Linked DNA regions of Homo sapiens: regions 1 and 3 are each linked to region 2. Evidence: chromatin loops called from intact Hi-C (ENCODE). Cell type or tissue: GM12878. All regions are shown on one strand. Each heading gives the region's core, and the rest is flanking DNA. Links, peaks and the distances in the headings are about the cores only.

What was found. Peaks named below come from ENCODE experiments on the same cell type or tissue, not always from the same donor. Only the 100,000 strongest peaks of a DNase experiment are listed, where the experiment ranks them.
Region 1: a loop joins it to region 2, with 1.9 times the contacts of the local background. A loop is called at or near these places in 3 of 110 quality-filtered maps.
Region 3: a loop joins it to region 2, with 2.6 times the contacts of the local background. A loop is called at or near these places in 7 of 110 quality-filtered maps.

Annotation. Positions count from the first base shown.
Region 1 is chr5:68,560,421-68,570,740 of GRCh38, reverse strand. The region is part of intron 3 of LOC105379013 (a long non-coding RNA gene); the gene reads left to right. LOC105379011 (a long non-coding RNA gene) reads left to right here and starts at 4,165. Exons shown (of 4, transcript XR_001742694.1): 1 at 4,165-5,329. RefSeq lists an enhancer at 5,068-5,117. In GM12878, for the core only: no CTCF peak of the experiment used is centred there; a DNase peak (open chromatin) is centred at 5,070; H3K27ac peaks cover 209 bases.
Region 2 is chr5:68,740,963-68,751,282 of GRCh38, reverse strand. All of the region lies in intron 2 of LOC105379013 (a long non-coding RNA gene), which reads left to right. It overlaps LOC124900991 (a long non-coding RNA gene), which reads left to right and starts at 4,890. Exons shown (of 2, transcript XR_007058807.1): 1 at 4,890-5,127; 2 at 5,752-6,204. In GM12878, for the core only: a CTCF peak has its summit at 5,571 (motif pointing right); no DNase peak of the experiment used is centred there.
Region 3 is chr5:68,459,856-68,470,175 of GRCh38, reverse strand. All of the region lies in intron 3 of LOC105379013 (a long non-coding RNA gene), which reads left to right. Among named protein-coding and RNA genes, the nearest start is that of PIK3R1, 250 kb to the right of the region's middle. RefSeq lists a silencer at 3,800-4,094. In GM12878, for the core only: no CTCF peak of the experiment used is centred there; a DNase peak (open chromatin) is centred at 5,578.

The sequences.
Region 1 (10,320 bases), core at 3,109-8,108, 180 kb after region 2:
ATGCCAATGTCTATTGTTTTTTTGACTTTTTGATTATGGCCATTCTTGTGGGAGTAAGGTGATATCACATTGTGGTTTTGATTTGATTTCCCTGATCATTAGTGATGTTGAGCATTTTTTCATATGTTTGTTGGCCATTAGCATGTCTTCTTTTGAGAATTATCTATTCAGGTCCTTAAACCACTTTTTGATGGGATTGTTTGTTTTTTCCTTGCTGATTTGTTTGAATTCCTTGTAGATTCTGGATATTTGTCCTTTGTTGGAAGCATAGATTGCGAAGATTTTCTCCCACTCTGTGGGTTGCCTGTTTACTCTGCTGATTATTTCTTTTACTGTGCAGAAGCTTTTTAGTTTAATTAAGTTCCATCTATTTATCTTTGTTTTTGTTGCATTTGCTTTTGGGTTCTTGGTCATGAAGTCTGTGCCTAAGCCAATGTCTAGAAGGGATTTTCTGATGTTATCTTCTAGAATTTTTATGGTTTCAGGTCTTAGATTTAAGTCTTTGATCCATCTTGAGTTGGTTTTTGGATAAGGTGAGAGATGAGGATTCAGTTTCATTCTCCTACATGTGGCTTGTCAATTATCCCAGCACCATTTGTTAAATAGGGAGTCCTTTCTCTACTCCATGGTTTTGTTGGCTTTGTTGAAGATCAGTTAGCTGTAAGTATTTGGCTTTATTTCTATTTTCTCTGTTCAGTTCCATTGGTCTATGTGCTTATTTTTATACCAGTACCATGCTGTTTTGGTGACTATGGCCTATTTATACTATATAAAGTCAGGTAATGTGATGCCTCCAGATTTGTTCTTTTTGTTTAGTCTCGCTTTGGCTATGCAGGTTCCTTTTTGGTTTCCATATGAATTTTAGGATTTTTTTTTCTAGTTCTGTGAAGAATGATGGTGGTATTTTGATGGGAATTGCATTGAACTTGTAGATTGCTTTTCGCAGTATGGTCATTTTTACAATATTGATTCTGCTCATTCATGAGCATAGGGGGTGTTTCCATTTGTTTGTGTCACCTATAATTTCTTTCAGCAGTGTTTTGAAGTTTTGTTTTTAAGGTCTTTCACCTCCTTGGTTAGGTATATTCCTAAGTATTTTATTTTTTGCAGCTATTGTAAAAGGGGTGGAGTTCTTGATTTGATCCTCAGCTTGATTGCTCTTGGTGTATAGCAGAGCTGCTAATTTGTGTACATTAATTTTGTTTTCTGAAACTTTGCTGAATTCATTTACCAGTTCTCAGGGTTTTTCGGATGAGTCTTTAGGGTTTTCTAGGTATACGATCATGTCATCAGCAAACAGCGGTAGTTTGACAGTTTGACCTCCTCTTTAATGATTTGGATGCCCTTTATTTCTTTCTCTCGTTGGATTGCTCTGGCTAGGACTTCCAGTGCTATGTTGAATAGAGGTGGTGAAAGTGGGCATCCTTGTCTTGTTCCAGTTCTCAGGGGTAATGCTTTCAACTTTTCCCTGTTCAGTATAATGTTGGATGTGGGTTTGTCATAGATGGCTTTTATTACCTTAAGGTATGTCCCTTCTATGATGATTTTGCTGAGGGTTTTAGTCATAAAGCGTTGCTGGATTTTGTCAAATGCTTTTTTGGCATTGATTGAGACGATCATGTGATTTTTAATTCTGTTTATGTGGTATATTACATTTATTGATTTGGGTATGTTAAAACATCCCTGCATCCTGGTATGAAATCCACTTGATCATAGTGGATACTCTTTTTGATATGCTGTTGGATTCTGTTAGCTAGTATTTTGTTGAGGATTTTTGCATCTATGTTCATCAGGGATATTGGTCTGTAGTTTTCTCTTTTTGTTATGTCCTTTCTTAGTTTTGGTATTAGGGTGATACTAGCTTCGTAGAATGATTTAGGGAGGATTTCCTTTTTCTCTATCTTTTGGAATAGTATCAGTAGAATTAGTACCAATTATTCTTTGAATGTCTGATACAATTCAGCTGTGAATCTTTCTGGTCCTGGACCTTTTTTTTGGTATTTCACTGTTTATTGTTGGTCCGTTCAGAGTTTCTATTTCTACCTGCTTTAATCTAGGAGGGTTGTATAGTTTCAGCAATTTATCCATCTCCTCTATGTTTTCTAGTTTATGTGCATAAAGGTGTTCATAGTAGCCTTGAATGATCTTTTGTATTTCTGTGGTATTGGTTGTAATATCTCTCGTTTTATTTCTAATTGAGCTTATTTGGAACTTCTCTCTTCTTTTCTTAATTAATCTCACAAATAATCTACCAATTTTATTTACCTTTTCAAAGAACCAGCTTTTTGTTTCATTTGTCTCATATATATATATGTGCATGTATATATATGTATATATGTGTGTATATATATATATGTATATGTGTGTGTGTATGTATACGTATATATATACATATACTGTTTCAATTTCATTTAGTTCTGCTCTGATCTTTCTTTCTTTTCTTCTGCTGGGTTTGGGTTAGGTTTGTTCTTATTTCTCTAGTTCCTTGAGATGTGACCTAAGATTATTTGTACTCTTTCAGACTTTTTGATGTAGGCATTTAATGCTATGAACTTTCCTCTTAGCACTGCCTTTGCTGTATCCCAGAGGTTTCAGTAGGTTGTGTTACTATTATCACTCAGTTCAAAGAATTTTTAAATTTCCATCTTGATTTCATTGTTGACCCAACAATCACTCAAGACTAAGTTATTTAATTTCTATGTATTTGCTTGGTTTTGAGGCTCCCTTTTGGAGTTGATTTCCAATTTTATTCCACTGTGGTCTGAGAGAGTATGTGCTATAATTTCGATTTTCTTAAATTTGTTGAGACTTGTTTTGTGGCCTATCTTATGGTCTATCTTGGAGAATGTTCCATGTGCTGATGAATAGAATGTATATTCTGCAGTTGTTGGGTAGAATGTTCTGTAAATATCTGTTAAGTCCATTTGTTCTAGAGTATAGTTTAAGTCCATTGTTTCTTTGTTGACTTTCTATCTTGATGACCTGTCTAGTGCTGTCATTGGAGTATTGAAGTCTCCTACTATTATTGTGTTGCCATCTATCCCATTTCTTAAGTCTAGTAGTAATTGTTTTATAAATTTGGGAGCTCTAGTGTTAGGTGCATATATATTTAGGATTGTGGTATTTTCTTGTTGGACTAGTCCTTTTATCATTATATAATGTCCCTCTTCATCTTTTTTAACTGCTGTTGCTTTAAAGTTTGTTTTGTATAATTTAAGAGTAGCTACTCCTGTTTGCTTCTGGTGTCCATTTGCATGGAATATCTTTTTCCACCCCTTTATCTTAAGTTTATGTGAGTACTTATGTGTTAGATGAGTCTCTCGAAGGAAGGAGATAGTTGGTTGGTAAATTCTTATCCATTCTGCCATTCCGTATCTTTTAAGTGGAACACTTAGGCCATTTACATTCAATGTTAGTATTGAGATGTGAGGTACTATTCTATTAATCATACTATTTGTTGCCGGAATACCTTGTGTTTTTTCATTTTATTATTGCTTTATAGGTCCTATTAGATTTATGCTTTAAGGAGATTCTATTTTGGTGTATTTTGAGGATTCATTTCAAGATTTAGAGCTCCTTTTAGCAGTTCTTGTAGTGCTGGCTTGGTAGTGGTGAATTCTCTCAGCATTTGTTTGTCTGAAAAAGACTGTATCTTTCCTTCATTTATGAAGCTTAGTTTCACTGGATACAAGATTCTTGGCTGTTACTTGTTTTCTTTAAGGAGGTTAAAGATAGGATCCCAGTCCCTTCTAGCTTGTAGGATTTCTGCTGATAAATCTGCTATTAATCTGATAGGTTTTGCTTTGTAGGTTACCTGATGCTTTTGCCTCACAGCTCTTAAGATTCTTTCCTTTGTCTTGACTTTAGATAACCTGATGATCTTTTTGCAATTAATTTCCCAGTTGTTCTTTGAGCTTCTTGTATTTGGATGTCTAGATCTACAAGGCCAGGGAAGTTTTCCTTGGTTATTCCCTCAAATATGTTTTCCAAACTTGTAGAGTTCTCTTTTTCCTCGGGAATGCCAATTATTATTAGGTGTGGTTGTTTAACAAAATCTCAAACTTCTTGGAGGATTTGTTCATTAAAAAATTTTTTTTTCTTTGTTTTTGTTGGATTGGGTTAATTCTAAAGCCTTGTCTTTGAGCTCTGAAGTTTCTTCTTCTACTTGTTCAATTCTATTGCTGAGACTTTCCAGTGCATTTTGCATTTCTCTAAGTGTGTCCTTCATTTCCAGAATTTGTGATTGTCTTTTGTTTATGTTATCTATTTCACTGGAGATTTTTCCATTCATATCCTGTATCATTGTTTTTATTTCTTTAAGCTGAACTTCGTATTTCTCTGGTGCCTCCTTGATTAGCTTAATAATCGACCTTCTGAATTCTTCTCCTGGCAATTCAGAGATTTTATCTTTGCTGGTGAGCTAGTATAATCTTTTGGGGGTATTAAATAATCTTGTTTTGTCATATTACCAGAATTGTTTTTCTGGTTCCTTCTTTTTTGGGTAGACTATGTCAGAGGAAAGATCTGGGACTCAAGGGCTGCTGTTCAGATTCTTTTGTCCCACGAAGTGCTCCCTTGATTTGGTGCTTTCCCCCTTCTTCTAGGGATGGGGCATCCTGAGAGCCAAACTGCCATTATTGTTATTTCTGTTCTGGATTTAGCCACTCAGCGGAGCTACTGGGCTCCAGGCCGGTACTGGGGAATATCTGCAAAGAGTCCTGTGATGTTATCCGTCTTCAGGTCTTTCAGCCATGGATACAAGCACCTGCTCTGGTGGAGGTAGCAGGGAACTGAAGTAGACTCTGTGAGGGGTCCGTGGTTGTATTTTTAAGTGCACTGATTTTGTGTTGGCTGGCCTCCAGCCAAAAGGTAGCACTTTCAAAAGTGCATCAGCTGCAGTAGTATAGGGAGGATACAAGCTTGCCCAAGTATCAGGTGGTGGGCAGGGCTATAGAGCTCCCAAGAGATTATGTCCTTTGTCTCCAGCTACCAGGGTGGGTGGAGAAAGATCATCACGTTGAGGCGGGGTTAGGCTGTCTGAGTTCAGACTCTCCTTGGGTGGAGCTTGCTGCAGCTGCTGTGGGGGATGGAGTTGTGGTTTCCCAGGCCAGTGGAGTTATGGTCCCAGAGGGATTATGGCTGCCACTGCTGCATCACACAGGTTGCCAGGAAAGTGGGGGAAACCCGGCAACCACAGGCCTCACCCGTCTCCCATGCAGCCCAAAAGTCCAGTCTCACTCCCACCATGTCCCCGCAAACAGCACTGAATTTATTTCCAGGCAACCAGTGAGCAAGGCTGAGAACTTGTCCCAGGTTACGAGACTCCCAGGTGAGAAAGAAAGTGGACTCACAGTTCCTTGGCTGTCTCACAGAGCTGCAGTGGCATTCCACCTCTTTCACAGGCTTTGTAGATTCTCTCGGCTTTCCCTGTATGTTCCTGTAGGAGTTCTTGGAGCAAAAGTTCACAATGTGACTCTCCACACACTGCTGTGTCTGTCCAGGTGGGATCTGCAAGTTAGTCCTGCCTCCTATCTGCCACTTTTTCTGTATCACGTGTCTTTGCAATTTACTCCTTCCTCCACTCCTAGCTTCATTGTTTCATTTTTTACGTAAGTGTTATCAAGATATCATTCACATACCATCCAATTCACCCATTTAAGGTGTACAATTCATTACTCAAAGTTGAACACTTTTTCATGTGCTTACTGGCCATTCATACACCTTCTTTTAAGAAATTATTATTCAAATCCATTGCTCATTTTTAATTTGTTTGCCTTTTTATTATCGAGTTATTAGTTCTTTCTATTTTCCAGATTTAGACACCTTGCTATACATGTATGCAAATATTTTTTCTGTTTAGTGATTTGCCTTTTTGTTTCCTTAATAGTGATTTTTGAAGAATAATAATTTTAAATTTTGATGATGTCTAATTTATCATTTTTTCATTTATAATTTGTGATTTTGGTGTACTACGTAAGAAATCTTTGCCTATCTCAAGGTCACAAAGATTTTCTCCTGTTTCTTTGTGAACAAAAACTTTCTCTTTGTGAAATTCTGTCTAGAAATTTTACAGTTGTAGCTTTTACATTTAGTTCTAGGACTGTTTCATGCTGCGTGTGATAAAAGTTGATGTTCATTTTTCCCCTCATATATTTCCAGTAATTTCAACACCATATGTTGGAAATTTTTCCTTTTACCACTGAAATGTCTTTGTACCCTTGCTAAAGCCAATTGATCACATATGTGTGATCCATATCTGGACTTTGTATTCCATTCCATTTTTCTAGATGTTTACTTTTATGCTAACCCTACATTATCTTGAGCTCTGTAGTTTTGTAATAATTCTTGACGTAAGGCATATAAGGCCTCCAGCTTTGTTCTTACTTCAAGATTTATTTTGCTATTTTAGGTTCATTGCATTTCCATATACATTTTAGAATGAGCTTATCAGTGTCTACGAAAAGATTGCTAGAACCTATAGATTAATTTGGGAAAAAGTGGTATTTAATAGTCTTGTGTCCTCTACTCTGTGAACACGGTAGGTAGCTCCATTTATTTAGGTCTACTTTAATTTCTCTTAGTAATGTTCTGTAATTTTCAGTAGATGCTGTTTCATAGCTATTGTTAAGGGTTTTTTTTTTTTTTGATTTTGTTTTCCTCTTTTTTTATGAGCAAATAGAAACACAACTAATTATTTCTGTGTAAAGTATTATGCCCCAAAGTCAAGTGGCTTAAAACAACGAGCACTTATCTCTTGCCATTTCTGTGGGTTTGATATTCAGGTGTAGCTTACTTGGTTTTGCTGTGGGTCTCTAATGAAGGTTCAGTCAAGATGTTGACTGGGCCTGGAGTCATCTAAAAGCTTGACTGACGCTGCAGGGTCTGCTTCCAAGATGGCTCACTCATGTGTCTGGCAAGTTGATGGTGACTTGGATAGGAGGCCTCAATTTCTTTACATATGAGCTTCTTCACAGAGCTGCTTGAGTGTCTTCATGACATTGTAGCTGGCTTCTCTCAGAACAAGTGATTCAAAAGAAAGCAAGGCAGAAGCTGCAGTGCCTTTTGTGATCTAGACTCAGAAGTCACATGCCATTATCTCCACAATATCCAATTGGTCACACAGGTCAGCACTATTTTGTATGGAAGGAAACCATACAACGGCATGAATACCTGCAGATGAGGGTCACTGGAAGCCATCTTGAAGGTTGGCTATCACACTTGGTGTGGTGTTTTTTTGTGTTTGCCCTGCATTTCTCATGCTTTTTGAACATGTAGGCTTATTATTTTTATCAATTTTAGAATATTTTCAACTATTATTTCTTTAAATTTTTTTTTACTTCTTCCTCTCTTATCTCTCAATCTGAGACTCCAATTACATGTACGTTAGACTGCTTGTCTGACAGCTTACTAAAGTTTCATTCATTTTTTTCCAGCCTTTTTGCTCTCTGTGCTTGATTTAGGATAGTTTCTATTGCTATATCTTCAAGTTTGCTGGCCTTTTTTCTACAGTGTCTTATCTGCTGTTAAGACCATTAAGTGAATCTTTTTTCACTTCAGATATGTTATTTTTGAACTCTAGAACATTTGTGTGGCTCCTTTTCATATATTCAACTTCTTTATTTATGTCCTTGCTTTCTCTTAAATTGCTGGGTTTTGATAGTAGTTCTTTTAAAGTTCTTGTCTGCTAATTGTACTTCTTAGCCACTTTTGGGTTTATTTCCATTCGCTTATTTTTCTCATGATTAAGGGTCACATTTTGCTACTTCTTGGCATATCTAACAATTTTTTATTGGATGTTAGATGTTAGGAATGTTATATTATTGACTATTTGGATTTTGTTATCGTCTTTTAGAGTGTTGATATTTGCTTTGGCAGGCCGTTACTTGCATATCAGTTTTATCCTTTTGAGCCTTATTGTTAAGCTTTGTTAGGATAGGTCTAGAGTAGCCTTATTGTAGTGTTAGTTTATTCCTACTACTAAGGCTTGGCTTTTCTGTAGTCTTTATTGAATACCTAGATATTCAAATGGAGTCTTTCCACTCCAAGGAATAAAACGTTGAATGTCATTCAGCCCTGAATGAGCTCAGAGAATTGTTCCGATAGAAAACCCCGGCAGTTGTTCTTTGCCTGGATTTGTGGAGTTCACTTACACATGTGCAGTTTTGGATTCAGCCACTCAATGGGACTCTTATGCAGGTTTCTGGCATTCTTCCTTTGTGTAGCTCCTCCTTCTCTGGAATGCTGCCCTGTAATTTCCAGCTGCCTCAGCCTTTCTGAGCTCCTATCTCTCCTCAATTCAGAGAAACTGCCAAGCTCTGCATGGGCCCCCTTTCCTGCCCTGAGGTTAGGAAATTGTTTCCAGGCTGCAAGTCATGCTTTCAGGGATCATAGACCTACACTGCCTCTTGTCTAATGCTGGAAAACAGACATTTTATATATTTCATTTAGTTTTCTAGTTGTTTATGGGTTTTGGAGGAGGGTGTGCAAAGACCATGCAATTACTACTCCTTCATGGAAGGAAGCAAAAGTCCTTCCCCTTTTGATTTTAAAATACATGGCTACTTGGGGGGCTGAGGTGGGAGGATCGCTTGAGCCCAGGAAGTGGAGGTTGCAGTGAGCTGAGATCATACCACTGCACTCCAGCCTGCGTGACAGAGTGAGACCTTGTCTCAAAAAAACAAATAAAATAAAATAAAATAATAAAATACATGGGAAGAAGTATTAAAAGGAAAAGAAAACAATTCCAAATAATAAAACTAGTATTAGCTAGAGTGTATAAAAGCAGGCCACATTAAAAAACTACTGGTTAAAATTTAGATTAGAACAATCTTTGGAGTGTATTTTGGCAAAAAAGAATAAAAAGCTTATATTTTTTTTTACTTTTGAACTGGAAATTCTTCTTTTAGGTATTTATCCAGAAGAAATAATCAGACATATATGAAAGTTTTAATTAAATAATTAATTATAGTAATGGAGTGGCTACGTTGTCTGGGTAATTGTTGCATGCCAAGAAAATTTAGGACACAGACACAAGCGAGAAGTTTAGGATCAGAGGTTTAATAAACAGAAGAGAAGAAAAAGAGACGGCTCTCTCCGTAGAGAGAGGGGTCTCCAAGGGAAAGGACCGGCTAGTGGTGAATGCACCGAATTTTATAGTCCATTTTGAGGAGGCAGTGTCTGATTTGCAGAGGGCTCATAGATTGGTCACATCAGGTAAGGTATGAAATTTATGTAGCGTGCTGGGAAAGCTGGTTGTCCCAACTTAGTCTTACTATGCAAATAGACTTTCTAGTTGATCTGCGCCATCTTGTCTGCTCCTTACAGTACATGTGGCTGGCAGAGACAGGAAGATGGAGCTGCCCTCTTGAAAATGTCTAGTTCTTAGTTCCTGCTGGCATTCACTCACGCAAGCTCCAGCTTGCTTGTCTATGTCTGCAGCTCAACTTTACAGGCTGGTCTTTGTTAGAAAATGATCTGGGGCTGCTTTTCATCAAAAAGAAAAGCTTTACCAGGGACTCTCATACCCTTGCTAACTGCCTACGTGATTTCTTCTTAACTGCTATATCAGTAAGGAAATTTGTGACCTAAAATAAAAAAAAAATTAACCAAAATATTCAACAGTATAAAACTGATGAAATAAATTTGTTTATGCATCCACATAATAGCATGCTATATGACTACAATGATCTTGGGAAATATAACAATGATATGAGAAAATGCTTTAATAATTTTAATAAGTTTTAGAAAATCAGATTACAAAAAATTTGTTCAGTTTAATCACAATATTAATCTATTATAAGTATGATGTAGAGAATACAAAAATATTAACAATCCCTGTATGATGTAATTATATAAATATTTTATTCTTTGTGCTTTTCTAAGTTTTCTGAACTTTCTACAACAAACATAAAATTACTTTTTAAATTTTAAAATATTTATTTTTAAATGCTTCATTAGATTAATTCACAGTTACACGATAGTTGGAATCTACATAAATGGCTGTAAGAGAGCCAACATGGAGTAGTAGGTAAGAGTACAGGCCATGAAATCTGGATTTAAATTCTGTTGTACAATTGGCTAGATGAATGATCTTGAATACATTTCATAACTTCTTGGAGCCTCTATTGTCTTATCTGTAAAATTGGTATGAAGATGCTGCTCACCTTTTTATGGTTCCTGTAAGAATTAAATGAAGTAATTCATGTAAACTCTTAGCATGACAAGATTCTGTGAGTCTGAGTTAATGCACTGTAGTATTATAATTATTTCTACTCCTAGTGACAACAACAACTACTACTATTACCAATAAAACAATTAGGA
Region 2 (10,320 bases), core at 2,595-7,594:
TGTCAGTCAACGAATGTCAAATCTGATTGTGATTTGGCTAAATTGGATCCAAGACTGTTATGAGCCTTTTAGCACTGTGTGTGGAATTTCTGCAGGTTTAAATCTTTCAGAACTATTCAATCACATCACATTCAGCATTCTAGGACAAAAGCAGCAAAATGATCAAGCAAGTATACCTCAGAATTCGTGCTATCTTTACAATCTGCCAAAATCTTTAAGCAACACTAGCAAACATGTGAAGTAGGTCTAAAATTATTGACATTAATACCAATAAAATTCTGAAGTAGACATTAATAATATTTAATGAACATCAGGACGTTTGTAGAATGGACAGGTAACTGTTTCCTTAGGCTGTCTCTAGGTTAAGCAAGGAGTCCCTTCTGATAGACCTGCTTTTGAAGCAGTAGCTCTTTAATGAGGTGGTCAGATGTACTGATGGCAACTACTTCACAGTTTTTAAAAATAATGTCCACTGTGAAAATGGAGTTTTCTGTAAATGGAGTTTTCCATGAAAGTGAAAATGGCCATAAAAAAGAATGTGTTGGTCCTTATTTCTAATGGACACACAGAGGACTAAAGAGAAGGAATTAGAGACGGAGATAGTAAATGAAGCTCCTCACTGATATGATCTTCTTAAAAGAATAGAGGGAGGAAAAAACTTATGACCAGAATTACAGAATCATGGAATTCTAGCTAGGAAATACTTTAGATTTGGATTAGTATAAATATGGATAGTAGAGTTGATAAACTTTCAAAAATGTTTGGTAATTAGAATCAATTAGATGGCAGAATTTTATTCTCAAGAATCTCTGAGCAGTGTATCCGAAACCTCTAAGGATTTTCGGAACAGTGTTCTATAGTTATACTCCACTGGGACAGTTCACGAAATAAAAAAGCCCTGATACACCTTTATTATAGAAGAAACCTAGCTCTTCAATAACCCTTGCATTTCAGAGTGGATTAATTGATGCTGATGTCTTGGAAAAGCAGGCACTGAAAAACTGTGCTCAAGCAATAGAGGAACATGGAACCATGAATAGGGGCAGTAAGCCCAAGGTCTTAAAAATGATCTCCAGGGAAACCTCAGGAAATCTGAATCATCAACTTCCACTAGTCCATACGGAAGAGACTGAGACACAGAAAAAGTAAATGAATATGCCACATTTCCAAAGCACACACCTATGTATTCTACTCTAAACCTCAATCTTCTCATTATCTTCTTGTACCTCTCTTAGGAATTCCAGATGACTGTTGCCATTGAGTGCAGTTGGTCTTTCCGTACTCTTCTCCACCATTCGTTTGACAGGTTTTAATTGGGAAATGGAGTTGAAGTCAAATGTCTACCTTCTCCTTTTCGATGTGTCTGTTTTGAGGTTTTATCTTACCATAAGATCTAAGTGGTTACTTGGAATAGAGGATGTTGCAACACAGTGCTGGGTGTCATACCAGCCACTTGGCAGGCAGTTCTTAATAGCCATGGTGTCATTCTAAATCCATTGGCTTAACTTCTTGTTGTGTGGTAAATGCCTTAGAAGGAATTGCATTTTAACGTATAGGCTTTAAGATGTTGATGACTTTTGTGAGTGATTTTTCAAAGATTTTTATCTGCTTCCATGTGGTCTAAAGCCTGGATACCAAGAGTTCCAGGCTTGACTTTCATATTGGGAGTTGCCAGTAACTTGGGTATGCTTGAGGAGACATTTTCTTTTTCCATGAAAATATTCCTCAGTTCTTTTCATTTAAATAAATCAGTTGAGGAAAATGGTGGCATGAATGAAGGATGTGCCTGGACAGGTGACTTGTAATGAGAAGTCCAGGCATACTTTTGCTCAGTGCTTCCACCAGGAAGGGGGGCCTGTGATAGACAAAGGAAAACTGAGTTTCTCTGCTTCACCTACACGTGGATTCCACACCTCCCATTCTGCCTAGGAAGCTGCATAGTTGCTATTTAGTTCGGATTCCAGCCACAGACAAACTCTAAGTGCTGTGTCTAAGCAGCAGCAAGAGGAATCTGGTTCTTCTCAGAAAGTCAAGTATAATTCTGCAATGTGTCAGATGGCAGCTATCACAGGCTCTCCTGGAGGAATCAGAAAGTCTTTATCTGAAAAAGTAACAGAGTGGGTGTTGGACCTGGCCTCTGGGTCAGTGAAGACCCAAATGCTGAGGCCAGGAGAGGCCTTGAAGAGTGATGGTTGTGGCATGTGTATGAGGCTTGGCTTTTGCTATAGTCTGTTTAGACTGATCTAACCTTGGGAAAGAAAAAACACTTAATTTCTTCCTACCTCAATCTCATTTTATTTGTACATATGTTCTCTTAAGAAAACTTTTCCTCCTGGGCTAATTTAAGTGACAATGACTGCACTGAGCATGATTATTCTAAAGCAAAGTTCTTCAATTGAAGAATGGCTCATTTGACTTCTGAATACCCTTTTGTACCTGTATCCGCTAAACTTATCTAATTAATATGATGCCTTTTTAGTATGAATCCTTCTTGAACAGATAAACACCACCACCCAAGGTTGGCTTCACTTTCCTTCCCTGATATTAGTGGGATGGGCTTCCCACTCATAAAACTGAAGTTTATGATATGGCATTCACTTTTCTGAAAAACAAAAAACAAAAAACAAAAACCTGTTTTTGAATTTCTTTTTATTTTTAAATGCCAACTAACCACTGTGCAGCTGGACCGGGAAGCTTCCTGGCAGTGTGATGGTCCTGAGGAGCAATGTGGTCACTGATCAATAAAACCCCAACATGGGGAAAATAACAGGAGGGCCACTGTAATATTAGGAACGTTCATTTCAGTTTCTCTCTCATTTCTTCTAAGTCTGTGTGTTTGTGTGGCGACTCTCTATGTTCTCACACAAAAGCTTAGTGGAGTCACTGTTCTCACAAACTGCTAATGGGCCAAATTGCTGGTGCTTACAAGGAGAGATGCTGGTGACAGATAATGAAGTATCCAAGTAGTTCAAAGTGTCAAGAGAGAAAAGTGATGTCGTCACCTTGCCAGATTCATTTTTTAAATTGTATTGGTTAAGCTTGTTTTTCTTTTACCTCATTTTTGTTAATGAGAAAAATCTGGAAAAACTTAAAGGAAAACCTCCACTTGACTCTAGATTTTTTTTTTTTTTTTTTGCCCTTAACTCAGTTCTTAAATACTGAGGGTGCACAGAGGCTCTGGGGAAACCACTGACAGTGAAGTCCCTAAGGGTTTTTCCTCTCTGGGCCTGCCGGTAGCCTCTTGCCGAATAGGTGGGTTTTTATTTTGGAATAAGTAGTGCTTTCATAAGGCACTTCTTTTATGCAGTCAAATCCTCCTGGGGAAGTGACTGTCTACCTACGGTGGTGATTAGGGGATGTATTTCAGAACAGCGCAGGGCACTCCATTTAATAATACATGGAGTCCTCAAAAAATGCAGAATAAATAAAATGACTGGGTTGGGAGGGGGCGCTACAGGAGTTTTAGATTTAAAGGGAATCCTTCTGTGATTTTTTTTTTTTAGCAAAATATTGAATCTTTTTTTGAAGCAAATTATCACATCCCAATTTATCCTGTGTAAATCTGGAATGCCACATGGAGACTTGACTTTAACTGGAACACATATTCACCAAGCTAGTTCAAAGCCAATACTTCCCCTCCCCAGATAGAAAGGAAACTCCATGAAAGCAAAGTCCTTGGTGTTTTATGAGCTGCTGATGCTCGATAGCACATAGCAGGTACTCATTAAATATTTGTTGAATCCACGGAGTGAATGAAGAGGCAGATAAGAAGCTAATATTTTAAAATGTGATCAAAGAGACAAGATCCAGAATTCCTTATCAGTGTGATATTTAAAAGAGGCCTCTTTGGGTTAAAACTGGAAAGAATTTGGTTGGAGTCTTAACATAAAAGCTGAGTACTTATTTTACCCTAATGCAACCTCTCTAGACCCAGAGAATGCTTTTTACATTTAAGTAGGGCACAAACAGTATCTGCCCAGAGAAGTGACCTATGTTGGCTACCTGGGGATGTTTGGTCACGCATTCTGGTTGTCTTCCTTTCTCTGTGTCAGGACACGGTTGTAAATTCATGCACAGGTCATGAACTGTCCACACGCACATTCACAGCACTCATTTTCCACCTTCTCTCATGAAAGCCTAAATGGGCACTCATATGCGGGTGAGGAGTGGGGGGCAGCACGATCAAATGGAAACAAGGTGCTGCTGTATCTCTTACTTAGAGCGAAGCTGGGGGCAGGGGCCCCATAACATGACTCCCGCGTTCAAGTTACACCTGGGGAAAACCAGAGCCACATGTTTGAATGGCACCTTCTGAGCTCCTGTTTCCAAATTCAAGCTGAGCTGACACGTGGTGTACACGATTTCGACTCAGGAGCAGATTCCACTTAATCCACAGGGCATCTGAGTTACACGAGTACAAAATGAGAAACAGACGTGACTGCAGGTGCTTTTTGCCCTGCTCTTGCATAACAAACTCAAAGGTGTCTTTGATTTCAACAAGAAATTTGGCAGAGAGCTTGTCCATAAAGCAGTTTAATTGCACTGGGTTTTGGTAAAAGGGCTTCTCTCTCCTCCCACCTCACTTTCACCACACACATTCAAACATGCATTAAACTCCCGTTAGAAGGAGTAGAATGACTGGGTTAAAAATAAAATTTAGATTAAAGATCAACCTCAGTAACCTGTAAATTTCCCCATTCTCCCTATAAATGACCATCAGTTTTCTTGCTTTGGATAGCCTGATTTTAAATAGGTAATAATTACCCAATAGTCCAGAATGGTTCCAAATCCATTGTGTAAATAATATGGCTTTTAAATATATTAATGAGTAAATATTTAACCAATAAACCAAGGCAGCTTCAAAGAAGTTAGTCAACTCCAACGGGGACATTCTTCAGAAAGAAAAGCCTAAATAAGGATTTGTTCAACGGACCATAACCATTCATGGCTCAAAGAGGGTTATACTACTTTTGTGCCTGGAAACGTTTCTAGCAAAGTCTTCATTTCCTGGACCAAAGGATGTGTGATTTATGCGAAGATCTGCCCTCCTGTTGCCTCATGGGCTGGGACCTTTGGAGAGACTCTTTGTGTATTCTCAAGAAAGGCTTAGTATTTAGAAGGTGCTCCGTAAGTGCTGAGTGATGATAATGATGAATTAGGCTCAGGTTGGGGTCTGGGTGACTGAATGCCATTCACAGCAAAGTGGCCTATTTTGCCATCTATGGGAAGCAGGGGAAGTCTGTTTCACTTTTTTAGCATAGCCTTGCTGGTCTTGGGCAAGACATGTCTCTGGGCTAAAGTTGCCTCATCTGCAAAATGAAGTGATGGTCTAAATGACCTCCAAGTCCCCCCTCAACCCCGGTTATAATTTAGGACTCACTTCGGTGGGAAATTTGGGTTCCACTGTGTGCATTAAGAATTTTCCACAGAATAGTCTATCACAACTTAATTTTTTCCATAGACTAAAGCTTTCATGCCTGTGTGGAAATGATTGTAGATACTTTTCTGACTTGGATACCCTGAACCAGGGCTTTTCAAATTTGGGTGCACAGGCTGCCCACTGTACAACTCTAGGGGGCACCCTTCACATAGACTGTAAAGTGAATGCCAACCCCCCAACCCTAAGTTATGCAACATTGTTACCCTGCCTTGAAAATACAATATATTTTCTTTCCTGCTAGTGAACAGATTCATGATGTTAGATTTTTTTAAACTCCTGTTTGCTGAAATTCTGCCAACTTCTTCTTTCAGACTCCTTTTCTGAGAAGACTCTTTCCCTGATTCTCTTCCAAAGCCCTGATTAGAATGAAACTAACATCTATTTGAAAAGGTAATCATTCTCACTCAGATGAGTTCTGCTCTGAAAGTGAGAGGAAAAAAAATCCAGAATTGGGGCACTGCTATAGACTGAATGTTTATGTCTCCTTCAAATCAGATGTTGAAACCTAATCCCCAGTGTAAGGGTATTTGGAGGTGAGGCCTTTGGGAGGTGATTAGGTCACGAGGGTGGAGCCCTCAGGAATAAGATTAATGCCCTTAGAAAAGAGACCCTAGAGAGGTCGCTTACCCATTCTGCCATAGCAAAGGGACTGCTGCCTTATGAACAGGAAGTGTGCTGTCCCCAGAAACCAAGATTAGTGCCTTGACCTTGGACTTCCCAGTCTCCAAAACTTTGAGAAATAAATTTCTGTTGTTTGTAAGCCACCTAATCTATGGTATTTTTGTTAGAGTGGCCTAAATGGATTAAAATAGGCACCGAGGTACTTTGTAGCCCCCACACTGGCATTGTGCATGTGGGGTAGGATGGCATCAGATGGCAATAGAACATACACGTATTTTTGGTGGCCTGATGGGGTGAGTAGCCTCAATATCTTGTATATTTCCAGTATAGAAAGGAAACAGCAATAGATTTCTGTTTCTTAAAATTCTGTCAAGTGGTTTGGCTCGTGGAGCCATTCCAGCCTACGTTGCGGAGAGAGTTTGTTCTTGAACTGTGGTTAATCTCATCTCTAAACCAGCATCAGGTGTGGTGACCTCGGGACGGCACAAGCTGAATGATAGCCGACTGCTTCTCTGTTCCCACACTCTGAAGAAAAAAGACCACTGGGGTTTGCTCAAGCTAGTCCTCTCCCTTATGGGGAGCAGAATTGGACTCTTTAAAAAAACATTACTGCTTAAAAATAACAAGTCAGAGCTGAAGTGCTTCTCAGCTAATGGGTAAAAACTAGCTCTTTCTTACTGAAGTCAGATTAATATTTAAAGCCTAGATTCTGGGCTTTGAGATGTTCTCACTAACTTAGTGGAGTTTTCACCACCTGCTCCTGATGAGCGCTCTTTTTGCCAAGTGTATTCCCCTCGAGAGCAGCTTCACTTTGCTGGCAGCACTTTCAGCTCTAGGCACTTAGCTCTAGGGTGTGCAGAGTATAGAAAGCGGAGTTAACCTCCCCAAGCCTATCCAGACTGTTTAACTTTAATAATATCATTTGACATTGAAAGTTAGACCTGTCTTACCATCTGCCCTTATACCGAGCTTCTAAGAAATGATCAGCTGGGTGCCTCACAGTTCCATCACAGTCAGCCTGGTGATATTTAAGCAGAAACACAAGGCCTGAAACTCCTTCAACAACAGAATTCTGCCTAGTTAATTTCTTCTGATATTTATATGTTGCCCCTGACAAATCTCACAATATTAGTAAAAAAAAAATTTGATAACCCAGCAATGAAACCTTTTATTGACAGCCTGCTTTGTACATTACCACTAATTGCTACCTAGATCTAAATGCAATCCTATTTCTAGGATTGCAAGGTCGTGGATATTATTATCTCTGTTTTACAGTAGACGATATTGAATCTCGGAGAGGGGAAAGTATTTGCCCAAAATTACGCAGCTATTGAGTGAAGGGGATAAGATTCAAGGCCAAAGGTCCAAGCCTGGCTCCTTCCTCCATGCCATTGAGATACGCCCTTCTCCCCAGTTAGAAAAGCAAGTCCTCCTGCAATCTCCTCCCCACTCAGCCCAGCTCCTCTCCAGTCTCAGGCCTTCTTGTGGGTATAACTATTGGTATCTTCCAGTTGTCCTGTCTTCCATCTTTCCACAAAGTTCCTTTCTCTGCCTGGCCCTAATGGAAATCCAGGTTTTATCTGATGGTTCTACTTTCCTCACAGCCCTCTCTGATGGAGACTTCTCCTTTCAATGCCTTCCACCTGAATTCCCAGCCCCAAATTCACAGCAAGAGCCCAGCATGCATTGGTCACGTCTACCTTTCTGACTGCACTCTCTTTAGCAAGTTCGTCCCTGTCTTTATTCCCTTAAGCATAAATATTCTCCAGTTTCCATACTTGGCCTGTATGCCTTCTCTTTAAATACTGTCTTCTAGCCTGACCAGTGGTCCAGGTTTGCCTGGAACTGAGGGACTTCCAGGGACATGGGACTGCCAGTGCTAAAATTAGGATAGACCTAGGCATGGGTGGTCACCTTACTTGTCTCCCCAACCTCTTGTTAAAGGCTTTATAATTACCTGTAGAAATCTGACTCTTATCTCCATATCTCAGCAGCCTGAGCCTTGGGCTATCTCCTGACCTTCACATTCCTATTTCTCTCTGGTTCATGGCTATCCCCACCTGGACACTCCATCCTTAACTTCAAATCCAATGTGTGCTAGGCTAAACACAACACTTCCTCCTCGTAACCAACTTCCCTACTGATTTTCCTCTTCTTGTCAATGAACATATTTCTGCCTATCTCACTAACTTCAGTGGAAGTTTCTGGGGGCTCAGTGTCCCCCCAGGACCTAGATTTGTGGGAGACTTTGAGACTTTAAGATCTGAACTTGAATCCTAGTTTGGCAATTCCTGGTTGTACGATCTTCAGAAAGTTATTTAGTTCTCTGGCCTGAAGTTCCCTCATCTATATACTCTATATAAGAGTATGTACATCTTATTACAGGTTTTTTCAAGGCTTAAATGTACTATGTTTAGCATGATGCTTGACACACAGAAGGGCCTCAGTAAAGGACCTTGTATATAGTATGTACTCACATGTGTGGAACTGATGCTACAGTGCAATTTTTGCTCATTGTGGTCTCTCCCAGAGATATGGTTTGGTTCTGTGTCCCCACCCAAATCTCACCTTGAATTGTAATAATCCCCATGTGTCGAGGGTAGGACCAGGTGGAGATAATTGGATCATGGGGATGATTTCTGCCATGCTGTTCTTATGATAGTGAGTGAGTTCTCACGAGATCTGATGGTTTTATAAGGGGCTTCCTCCTTCACTCAAAACTCATTCTCTCTCCTGGCACCCTGAGAAGAGGTGCCTTCCGCCATGATTGTAGGTTTCAGTTAAAAAAAAAAAAAGAAAGAAAGAAAGAAAGAAAAGAAAGAAAAAGAGTTCAAGTCGCATTTGAAGTGTTAGGGATTTTAAGCAGGGGTGTGAGACAATGCATCGATGCTTTAGAAAGACCACTCTTATTACCACATGGTAGATGTACAGGAAAGGGAAAGAGTGAAAAGAGGGAGACTCTTACAGAGCTATTCAAATAGGCAGGAGCTGACTGTAGTATGAACTAGGGTTATAGCAGAGGGGTAAAGAAAAGGGTTGAATTTGTAATTTATTTTGGGAGTAGAGGTCCCATTCCTCATACAACCCATATCCTAAATTAATTTAGGACAAATGCCAACCTAGATATAGGGTGTATGAAAAATGGAACATGAAAGAATAATGGAAGGTCTTTGGACCTGAGAAGGTATGAAGTAGTGATGCAAAATATTGGGATGGAGAAGGCTTAGGACTTGGGGATAAGAGGAGAGGCTTGGGATAGAAAACCACAGTTCTGAGGAGAGGTCTGGGACTTAGTAATAGGTGAGGGTCATTTAAACTTGGGACCACATGAAATTTCTAGAGAGAGAAAGTGGAATAAGGAAAAGAGGAGAACTAAGGACACTCAGACTGACCTTGGATGGGTCACTTCATTTTCCTGAATTTCAGTTTTCTTTTAAAATGAGGGACTTTGATTAGGTCCCTAAGCTTCCCTCTCACCTTAATATCCTTAGATTCTGTAATAGAAACAAGGGCAAATACATAAATCTTCTGGATTTGAATTTAAAACTATACATTGTCAAAGTCAAACACATTCAACAATGGTTTCCTTAACAAAACAGCAATCTGTCATAAGGCCAGGCATATTCAAGACTCACTTGATTGTGAGAAGCTGATTATTGTTACATTCTTTGTTCAGGAAATGGCACTTCAAGAAAGGAATGGCTTCACTTATGAAAAGCAACTGGTTTTGTGTTGACTTTATGCTGAAATAGAAGAGCAAGGGAAGATGATGCTAAAGAGGCATGCAGTTATAAAGTGCAGACCCTTCCCACCTGTTAAGTTGAGGCCTTGATTGCCTAATGTTTTGAAGTTATTTGTGCTTTATAAAAGGAATCTGCCTAGTTATAAACAGCATGGATGTGACGGCAGCCTCAGTTTTTGATCTGGTTACTTGGCCTGTGTTAAACAAATGCCAAGGAGTTAGCAGAAGGTGAATTCCAGCTCAGAGGAGTCCATCTTGGGTAGAAGGGTTGCTATAGGATGCACTGGGTCCCTTCGCCTCTCCACAGGGAGAGCTCTAGCCCAGATGTTGCTTTCTGCCAGGAAAGTAACTTAGGATGGACACAAAGCAGAACTAGTGAGTTGGGGACTGAGGTTGAGAGGACCAATTAATCTTGGGACTTGTGTGAAAACTAATAATACCAGGCCCTGGCACTCTATTATTACTCAAGGAGCACAATGCACTTCATAAACATGGACTAATTGATTCATGCCTCCAA
Region 3 (10,320 bases), core at 3,032-8,031, 280 kb after region 2:
GCTGTTTCAATGAAAGAGGAAGAAAAAAGAACCCAGAGGTCCCTATAGAGGAAGAATGCTTCAGAACATGGTATTTGTACTTGTTGGTTTTCTTAATTAGAAACAAAACAAACTTTGGTCAGATTTTACTAAAACATAATTTCTTGAAAAGATATTTAATAGCTTCACAAATGCCTGAAAATGGAGAATCATGAAGGATCAGAGCTAAAATCATACCACAAGAATTTTTTGGTAAGGATGGTGTCTTAGGTTGCCTGAACTGCTGTAACAAAGTGCCACAGACTGTGTGGCTTAGGTAAGAGGCACATTCTCACAGCTCTGGAGGCTGGAAGTCCATGATCAACGTGTCCACAGGGTTGGTTCCTTCTGAGGGCTGTGAGGGATCTGATCCAGGCTGCTCTCCTTGGCTTGGAGATGGTGTCTTCATGTTCACTTGGCATCCTCCCTGTACGTCTCTTCACAGTGTCTTCCCTCTGTGTATGTCTCTGTGTCTAAGTTTCCCTTTTTTATAATCAGTCCTGTAGGATTAGGGCTCACCCCAATAACCTCACTGTAACCTGATTACCTCTGCAAAGACCCCATCTCCAAATCTGCTCACATTCTTAGATACTTGGGGTTAGATATTCAGCATATGAGTTTAGGGGGTAGGGGACAAAATTCAACCCATAACAGATAGTCCCTCTGGGTGCTGGTTGTTAGATATTGCTTCCTGCTGGTGCTGTGACCCCTGCTCCCTTGGTCACTGGGAGAAGAATGCTCCACTGCCCCAGGTTGGAGCATCTGATTGGCTAGGCTGCTCACACACACTCTGCCAGTGAGGAGAAGGAAAGTTAGACTCTGGCTTTCTCAGTTTCTAGGGCAGGAGGCAGGTTCTGTCTTCTACCAAGACTCATGCTGTGGGATTGCCCTCAGTGGAGGAGGAGGCTCAGCAGCTAAACAGTCAGAAACCCGCCAAGTAGCCACATTTGTACTTTTTAAACTAGTCAATGTCTTCAAGTGGGCATACTAGTCTATGGAAAGAGGCCTTGAATAACAATTTTTAAATATATTTATTTATTTATTATTAAGACATGGTCTCACTCCCATTGCCCAGGCTGGAGTACAGTGGCGTGATTTTGGCTCACTGCAGCCTCAACCTCCCAGGCTCAAGCAATGCCCACCTCAGCCTCCCAAGTAGCTGGGACTACAGGTGCACACCACCATGCCCAGATAATTTTTGTACTTTTTATAGACACACGGTTTCACCATGTTGCCCAGGCTGGTCTCAAACTCCTGGGCTCAAGCAGTCCTCCTGCCTTGGCCTCCCAAAATGCTGGGATTACAGGCATGAGCCACCATGCCTGGCCTTGAATAACATGTAAATAGAGGGTCTAGAATCAAGCCAGGTGATGAAGGAACGCTAATGCTTAATGGCAAAACTCATAAATTTTAGTCTATCTCTCATTCACATTGAGAGAGGTGGGATACCATGGAGCCTTTCTACTTAAGATGATTAATTTCCACCATCACAATCCCAAATGGAAGTGAGGAAAACACCTAGGCCTACCTATCCCTTGTCCTCTCTGACTTTCCTACAATGACCTATGATGAGACATACAAGTGCCCGAGAAGAGGAGCGCAAGAGCTTCTTTTATTTATTTATTTATTTATTTATTTATTTATTTATTTATTTATTTATATTTTTGAGACAGAGTCTAGCTCTGTCACCAGGCTGGAGTCTGGTGGCGCCATCTTGGCTCACTGCAATTTCCACCTCCCAGGTTCAAGTGACTCCCCTGCCTCAGCTTCCCGAGTAGCTGGGACTACAGGTGCACACCACCATGTCTGGCTAATTTTTTGTATTTTTGTAGAGACAGGGTTTCACCATGTTGGTCTGGATGGTCTTGATCTCCTGACCTCTTGACCTGCCCGCCTTGGCCTCCCAAAGTGCTGGGATTACAGATGTGAGCCACTGCACCCGGGTTATAGGAGAGAAGCAGTTCTGGGTAAATGCTGACCAAGCCATTGGTCAGAATCACCATTGTGATAGACATTGGAGCCAGGGGGCATCCCTATAGAGACTTACTGAGAGAAGGGCACGTCAGGGAGAAAGGGAAGTCCTTCCCATAGGAAAACATAAGACTTGACAGGAATGAGCTCTTGAAAACAAATAGCTACTGCCAGGGCAGAGTCCATGGCTCCACACCCCTCACTGCCAAGCCTTCTGCAGAGCTCTCCTGCCCACTGGCAGGTTTATTATTTACTGAACACTTATGGAGCCAGGCACCATACTAGAGACTTGAGGTGCAAAGATGAAAACTTAGTCTCTGTCCTAAAGGAGATCGATGCTGGTATAGTGTGGAAAACACACTCATAAAGAAATATAAAGGAGTATTTTTAGAGCACACATCAGTATGTGGAATTGGGTATATTTTAATCTTTACTTATTCACTCTCTGTTCCCCACCATTAAAATGTAATAGACTTTGTACATTCACTGCTGTATCTGGAGCGCCCCAGCACATAGAGTCTAGGAAATGTTAGGAATTATCAATAACTTCTATCATGAAAGCGTATCAGAAAGAGTGCTCAAGGCTGCTGAGGAAGATTAAGGAAGAGAGGAAGCACCACATCACTATTATTCAATTCAATTTTGGTGGGTTGTGTTATTGGACAAGGATTTTGCACATATCCCTGTATTCATGCCCTTTGGCAGTGGGCTTAGCCATTAGACTTGTTTAGACAATGGGATAGTAGCAAACTTGATGCAAGCAGAAACTTGAAATGTGCTTAAAGGTGTCTGATTGCTCTCTCGGAACCTTGCCACCACCAGAAACACAAACCCAGACTAGCCTGCTGGGAGAGATGAAACTATATGGAACAGAGATGAGTGGCGTCAGCTGAAGGCCATCTTAAGCCAGCTAGACCCCAGGTGAGTGGGCAGCTGATTGCAGATACATGACTGAGCCTAGTCCAGATCAGCAAAACTTCCCAGCTGACCCACAGAGGTGTGAGAAACACCAAATGGCTGGCTTAAGCCACTAAGCTTTGGGGTGGTTATTACATATTGTGGCAGTAAATAACTGATACACCTACTGTCTCACTCAGCAAAAACCTGTAAAATAGTAGTTTTTACTACCACTTCAAATATACGAAAACTGGGGCTCAGAAACAAATAGGAGGGAAACAGAATTTCCCTTGAGTCTCCTGAGTCTTTGGACTTCAAATTTGGTCCTCCCGTCCTTAGGCCATAACTGCCTTGATGTTTAAAAACACGAGTCTAACAGCTCATTAGAGCCTACAAATTAATTATGTCAACAAGAGGGAGGAAAGGAGGGAAGGAATGAAGGAAAAGGGGAGAGAAGGAGGGCAAGAGGAAGGAAGAGAGGGACAGAGGTAGGAAGGGAGGAGTATGTGTGACCCCCAAGCCAATATGGTTGCTCCATGAATTTAGCCCCATGGGTGGTGCTTAGAGGATTCTAAGTGATGTCTAATATACATCACAGGCTAACTTAAGAAATGGGTTAAAGAGAACCTTTTAAAGAATGAAACAGGGAAAGAGGTAGACGAGACAGGACAGGATAAAAGATGTGTATGTTTCTGTGAGACAGATGAAATAATCCAACCTACTTTTGGCTGAGTGGCCAGGGAAAGACTCTCTCTGGGGAGGTAGCATTAAATCTAAGATTTGAATAACAAGAAAGAACTGGGATCAGGGAGAACAACATTCCAAAGCAAGAGGACAGCTGTGGCAAAGGGCCCAAGGCTAAAACAAGCTTGGCAAGAGCAAGGACCCAAAAAAGGACCCAGGTGGCTTGACTGAAGTAGTTGGCGGGGGGAGGGACAGATTTCATTTTCAGTGGCATCTGACATGTGTTTTTAAAAGATGACTTTAGAGAACGGATTGTGGGGAGAATGGATTGTAGGCAGGTAAACACAAAAATAGGAAGACCAGATAAGAGGTTATCACAGTTGTCCATGCAATGGGTGCTGGCTGGGTGCGGTGGCTCACGCCTGGAATCCCAACAGTTCGAGAGGACAAGGTGGGACAATTGCTTGAGGCCAGGAGTTCGAGACCAGCCTGAACAATATAGCAAAACCCAGTCTCTACAAAAAAAAAATTTTTTTTAATTAACCAAATGTGGTGGTGTGTGCTTGTAGTCCCAGCTACTTGGGAGACTGAGGTGGGAGGACTGTTTGAGCTCAGGAGTTCAAGAATCCAGTGAGCTGTGATCATTCCACTGTGTTCCAGCCTGGGCAAGAGACCCTGTCCCTGAAAAACAAACAAGCAAACAAAAACAGAGAGATGCTGGTTGCTGGACTGTGGTGATGGCCATAAAGGTGGTAAAAAGTGACTTTCTCTTGGAAGTTGTCAACCAGATGTAACAATGAATTGGATATGAGGGAAAGATTGGAATTATGAAAGACTCTCACGTTTTGACTTGAACAACTTGGCAGATAGTAGTGCCATTTACTGAAACATGGATGGCCACAGAAAGAAAAGGATGTTTTTTTTTCCAGAGTGGGGGATTAATAGGAAAAGGAGAATAAGGAGAAAAGGAAAGGAATAAAGGGTTAAAAACACAGGGCCAATGTTGGGGAGACATAGGGTAGCCTCCTGCAGAGTATCACTGCAAGCATCAGGGCTTTGGGCTGTGTGTCTCTCATCTGATGTTTTGATGTGTATGAATGATCCAGGAAGGTCTGATTGTTATGGAATAAAAACAAACAATTAAAAATTAAAATAGAACCACAGCACTGCTGAGGAACAGCCTGTTGGTAAACAGCAGCAGCTAAAGGCAGAAGATGCAGTGTCTGTTTTTCCTTCCCTAACCTAAGCACTGCACGCATGCGAGGCCAGCACTTTTTGGTGGTGGGTCTGTGGGTAACCACCTCCCTTTCCATACACCCCCTCTCTGCCACAAAGGAAACCAGAGACTGTTGGGTCTGTTTTCTAATAGAGCTCACACTTTTAAAGCACTTCAGATAATTGGTGACGACAGCTCAGTGAGGTGAACAGGAAAGATGCCATTATTCCCAGTTTTTAAATGAGGAATCTGGAGTCAGGGCCACATGGGTAATAAGTGGTGGAGCTGGGACTAGAACCTAGGTCTTTGAACACCTAGGTCAGTGTGCTTCCATGGCCCAGGGCTGCCCTTCTTTCCCAAGCCTGATTCTGTGTCACTGTTGGCCAGCCCTCTATGTTTTCCATGCCTGTTCCCCCACCTCTTTGGAACCTTCTCTTGTCAACTCCTCCTTCTTCCTGTCCTTAGCACCCACCTTTCCTCACTCCCTTCCTTCCTAACATGAACTCTATGGTTCATCCTTTCAATCTTTCCCTTGCAAATGTAGTAAAACCCCCATGATGGTACCTCCTGTTGCAGTGCGAAGTTAGCAGCCTGTAATTGGTGTTTGGCTCCCACCTTCCACCCAGTCCCTATCCTCATTTCACTAACCTAGTTATAACAAGGCTCTCCATTTTATGCAATTCAGTTTTTGGATCTCACATATAATGTTGTGGTGGGGTTTGACTCTACCATCAGCTCCTTTTTCCTGTGCTCTTTCATCATATCTGAATGACTCACTGTTCATCTTCTCAGGTTGAGCGCTCAGGCTGCTGGGCACTGCTGCGGGAAATCACCAACCGATCTGATGAGGCCAATTCCTCCCCTGCTGGGCCACAGGCACTGCTCTGAAATCCTACTCTACCTCTGGTTTGTTTTTCTACACTCTGTTTCAAATCTCTCTGTTCTCTTCAAACCTTGGATTTCTTGCTCGCTTTAAGGAGACAATGTAACTTCCTACTTCACAGAAATAATAGAAACCATTACATGGAAACAACTTCAATTTCTGGCCATGAGATCTATACAAACTTTCCTGCTTTTGTGTTCATCCTTTTGCTTCCAGGTACAGTGGAGGACATGGTCCCTCTCAATTCCAACATCTCTCCATCCACCCATGCCGTGGATCCCATCTTCTGTCTTTTAGCTTGTGTTTCCAACTTTCCTCTCAATAAGTTCAAGTGTCTCTTTTAAAACATAAAACAAAAACCCCTCCTAGACCCCCTTTGCCTACTCTTGCCATTCTTTTGTCAATCTCCATTTCTTCATAGTAAATTTCTAATCTTTACCATATTTTCAACTCTGATTCACCCTTCCACCACCTACCAAACCTGGCTTCCTTCCCCAATGCTCTAAGGACACCTGTTCCACTGACTAAGGTCACCAACAATCTCAGTGCTGCTACATTTGAGGAACACTTCTGCATCTGATTTTCTCTCTCAGAGGCATGGCATATAGTTAATCATTCCATACTCACTGTCATGACAGAGGCTTGACTTTGATGGCACCATTCCCGCTAGGTTTCTTTCTAACTAGCTGATAGGACCTTCTTTTATTCTGGGCTCCGCAGCCTCTTCCTCTACCCAGACATTAAATTTCCTTTTCTCATCTGACTCGCTCCTCAGATGATCCTGTCCATATCCTGTGCAGTGATAACTCCAGGAACTTGAACTACTGCCAAGAATTTTCTACTGATACTCATGGATCAGACTCATGGATCCATCTGCCCACTTGATATCCCCATGTGATAATAGGCCTCAAAAAGAACATGTGCAAACCTGAACTTGTGATCTTTCCCCTCAACACTCTACCCTTCCTTCAATGAATAAACCCTACCCCCATCCCTCCGCCATCCACTCAGTTTTGCCTGTAAAAATCCTCAGAGTTACCTGGACTCCTTATTAGTACTGTCATTCTTGCCTACTTAGCACTCATTCACCTTTGTACTGGGAATAGCTCTTCAAATTTCCTTTCCTGCTCACAATGTCTTTACTCCAGGTGAGATTAATCCTACCTGTTAGCTCCATGGGTAAACATGTTACCCAGGACTAGCCAATAAGGCTCAATTCTAGGAAGTTTCCTGAAACTATTGAGAAGTTGCCTTCTTCTGGAGTTGCTAACCTCTGAGGATGTGAACCTAGAGCTGCCAGCAGCTATTTTGCCACCACAAGGAGAGCTTTCCAGAGAGTGAAGCCATTACACCAGATAAAGAATTCAAAAGAGAGCTACTCTAGAAGACATCATCTGAACTCCTGGATCCAGCCATATATGAAGTATCTGATCTACCCCAAGGACTTCTCCTTCACTTGAATCAATAAATTTTCATTTAGGCTTAAGCCAGTTTGAATGGGATTGCAATCACCCCTACAGAAACAATGCTGACAGATATATCATCCTTAGCTCCTCTCCTTCCTTTACCTCTCCCTAACCTCTCCTCATCCAATCAGTCCTCAAGTCTTTTTGGTTCCACTTGCTGATTCACTAAATATCTCTGAAATCACTCCTCTTCAATCCATTCCAGCCATTACTTTAGGCCAAGCTATCATCTCTCAGTGGCGCAACCACAGTGGCCTTCTAACTGGTAATTCGTGCCCAGTCCTATCTCTTTCATGTACTCTGATATGGTTTGGCTGTGTCCCTGTCCAAATCTCATCTTGAATTCCCATGTGTTGTGGGAGGGACCTGGTGGGAGGTAACCGAATCATGAGGGCAGGTCTTTCTCGTGCTGTTCTCGTGATAGTGAATAAGTCTTATGAGATCTGATGGTTTTAAAAAGAGGGGTTCCACTGAACAAGCTCTCTCTCTTTGCCTGCTCCATCCATGTAAGCCATGACTTGCTCCTCCTTGCCTTCCACCATGATTGTGAGGCTTCTCCACCCACATGGAACTGTGAGTTGAATTAAACCTCTTTCTTTTGGAAATTACCCAGTCTCTGTTATGTCTTTATCAGCAGTGTGAAAACGAACTAATACATACTCTTTACACAATAGTCAGCCTGATCTTAGTAAAATATAAATCTCAGAGCTCTTCATTGCTCCCCCTTGCCCACATAATTAAGCCCAAAGTTGTTCACATGGCCTATAAGCTCTGAATGAGCTGCTGCATGCCTTCCTTTCCAGCTTTATCTCATTCCATTTTTCCCCTAATCCCCTTTATCCCAGCCATGCTAGAAACTACTCCTAAACCTCAGCACCTTGGCAAATGCTGGTTTCACTGCCTGAAACAGTCTTCTCCTTCCTCTCTTCTTAACCAGTTCTAATCTCAATGCCATTTCTCTGGAAAAGGCTGCTGTAATATACCAGACAAGGCCCCTTTATTTCCTGAGCCACCTCTCACACCTGGACACCTTATACTCTATCCTTTGCCTTTTCAGCATTTGTCTTTGTCATCACCTAATTAAGCATTTAATGTTAATGATTAACTGAAGGTCAGATTCCCTCCCTAGACTATAAGCTCCATGAGGACAGGGACCATGGCTGTTTGGTTCACCACTATAGCTTATCATAGGGCCTGACACAAGTTTTGACTGATTATCCTTTGTTCTGGGCTGGAGGGACAGGCAGAGGGGAAACTTAAAGAAAAATAGAGATGTTTTCCAGGCTTTTGAGCAGGTTTACAGATTTCATTTTAGACGAAAATCTTTACATTTCAGCAGTTGACCATCTGTCATACCATTAAGGCAGTATCTCTTGCAGGTGAAGATACAGCAAAAAGTTGGGCAATTTTAAAAAAAAAATCTGGTTTATGTAAAGAACAAAATCTGAAAGAGAAAAAAACAAAAGAAAGCTTCCCTGTTTTTTTCAACAAGGAGTTTCATGAAAAAAATAATAAAAGGAGGGAAGAAACCATGCTAGATTAAAGAGCTTTAAGGGACATAATACTAGATGCAATGCAGGGCCCTAGGTTTGAGTTCGGTTTGGACAAACCAACTGGAAAGGACATTTTTGGGGACGAGCAGGAGGAATTTGAATACAGACTGGGTTTTAGATAAGATGAAAATTTATTGGCAAGGAAAGATGGAGATCATTAACTAAAAAAAGCAGGTTACAAACAGCATGTACAACATGATCTCATTTTGGTAAAAATATGTATATGTATATTTATACACGCATAGAAAAAGCTTTAAGGATATACACACAGGTGTTAACAGTGGTAATCTATGGGTGGTAGGAATATGGTGCTATCGTTTTCTTATTTTTCTTTATCTGAATTTATAACTTTCGACAAGGCACAAATGCTGCTTTTGTAATAATAAAAATTAAAACATGAATTCATTTTAGAAAATTTTAAAGCAGGCTTAAGCAGACCCAGATTTTCACTGAAAGCTGTCCAGGACATTTTTTCTACGTCCTCCACCTTAGAAATGAATAATGTGTCCCAACTTCTGAGTAGGTCTCCGCATGAAGGATTAAAAATTTTTGCAGTCCTTGAACTAAAAGTGAATCAATCAGATATTGAGCATGCATACATTTTCCACTAGCAATGTCAGTAAAGGACCTTCACATCAGTAGCAGGAAAGGTTGCAAGAAAGTAACCCTCACAGGAGGTGCTCACATCATTACCAGGCAACTTCTACACAGCCATTTCCCACTCTAGTGGAAAAATCCACAGTTCATCAACTGTTAAGGATAGTAAGTACATAGAAAATTTAGAAAATGCGGAGTTCCAATGTTATCTGAGAAGTGAAGGAAAGAGAGTTTTGAAGAAAACCATAAAAGACTAGAAAGGTCACCACTGGACACTATTAAGCTGAATATCAGGGATTTGTAACCAAGCCCCAGCCTTATCCCAAAGGAACTGGAAAAGTTCCCAGCCATGGTGGTCCTTATATTCTTTATCTGTAAAATTAGGTCTAGATGAAGTCTAACATTTTTATTTGCTTCACAGCATGGTTCATTACATAACAAAATATTATGTTGCACACTAAGTCACAACATTAAATATAATAAGAGAATTTTGCAAATATCCTCTTCCTGGATTCTTACACGGTGGAGGAAGTTGCCTGTAGAGGGCACTAGTCAGTTAATAACATCTGAATCAGTTTGACTTAAAAGCAAGAAAGGACCTTAGGGGTCACATAGTGGATCCCTCTCTTACAGAGAAGAAACTGAGCCCTAGTGAGATTAGGCGACTTGCTCAGAATCACACAGTTGGCATTTTCACAGAGCTGAGATGGAAAAAAGAACTCTGGTTCATGTTAAAAAACAAAAACCAAACCCAAAAACCTTACAAAGGCCTAGAAATTGAATTGCATTTAGTTGTTCTTTTAATGAATCACCCACCGTGAAAAATAATAAAAAGATTACCACCACCATAAAAAAGGAGACCATCCTAGGAAGCCTACTCTTCAGGACACTAGGAGACAATTAATTCCAGTGTCACTCCCAGCCACAGGGTTATTCAGTGAAATTCCCTTGGCCCATAACCATTTTGTTGATAACCTTTGCTGTCTAAACATCCCTTTGCCAAATTTACACGGCACTCAGATTGCACTGGGGGAC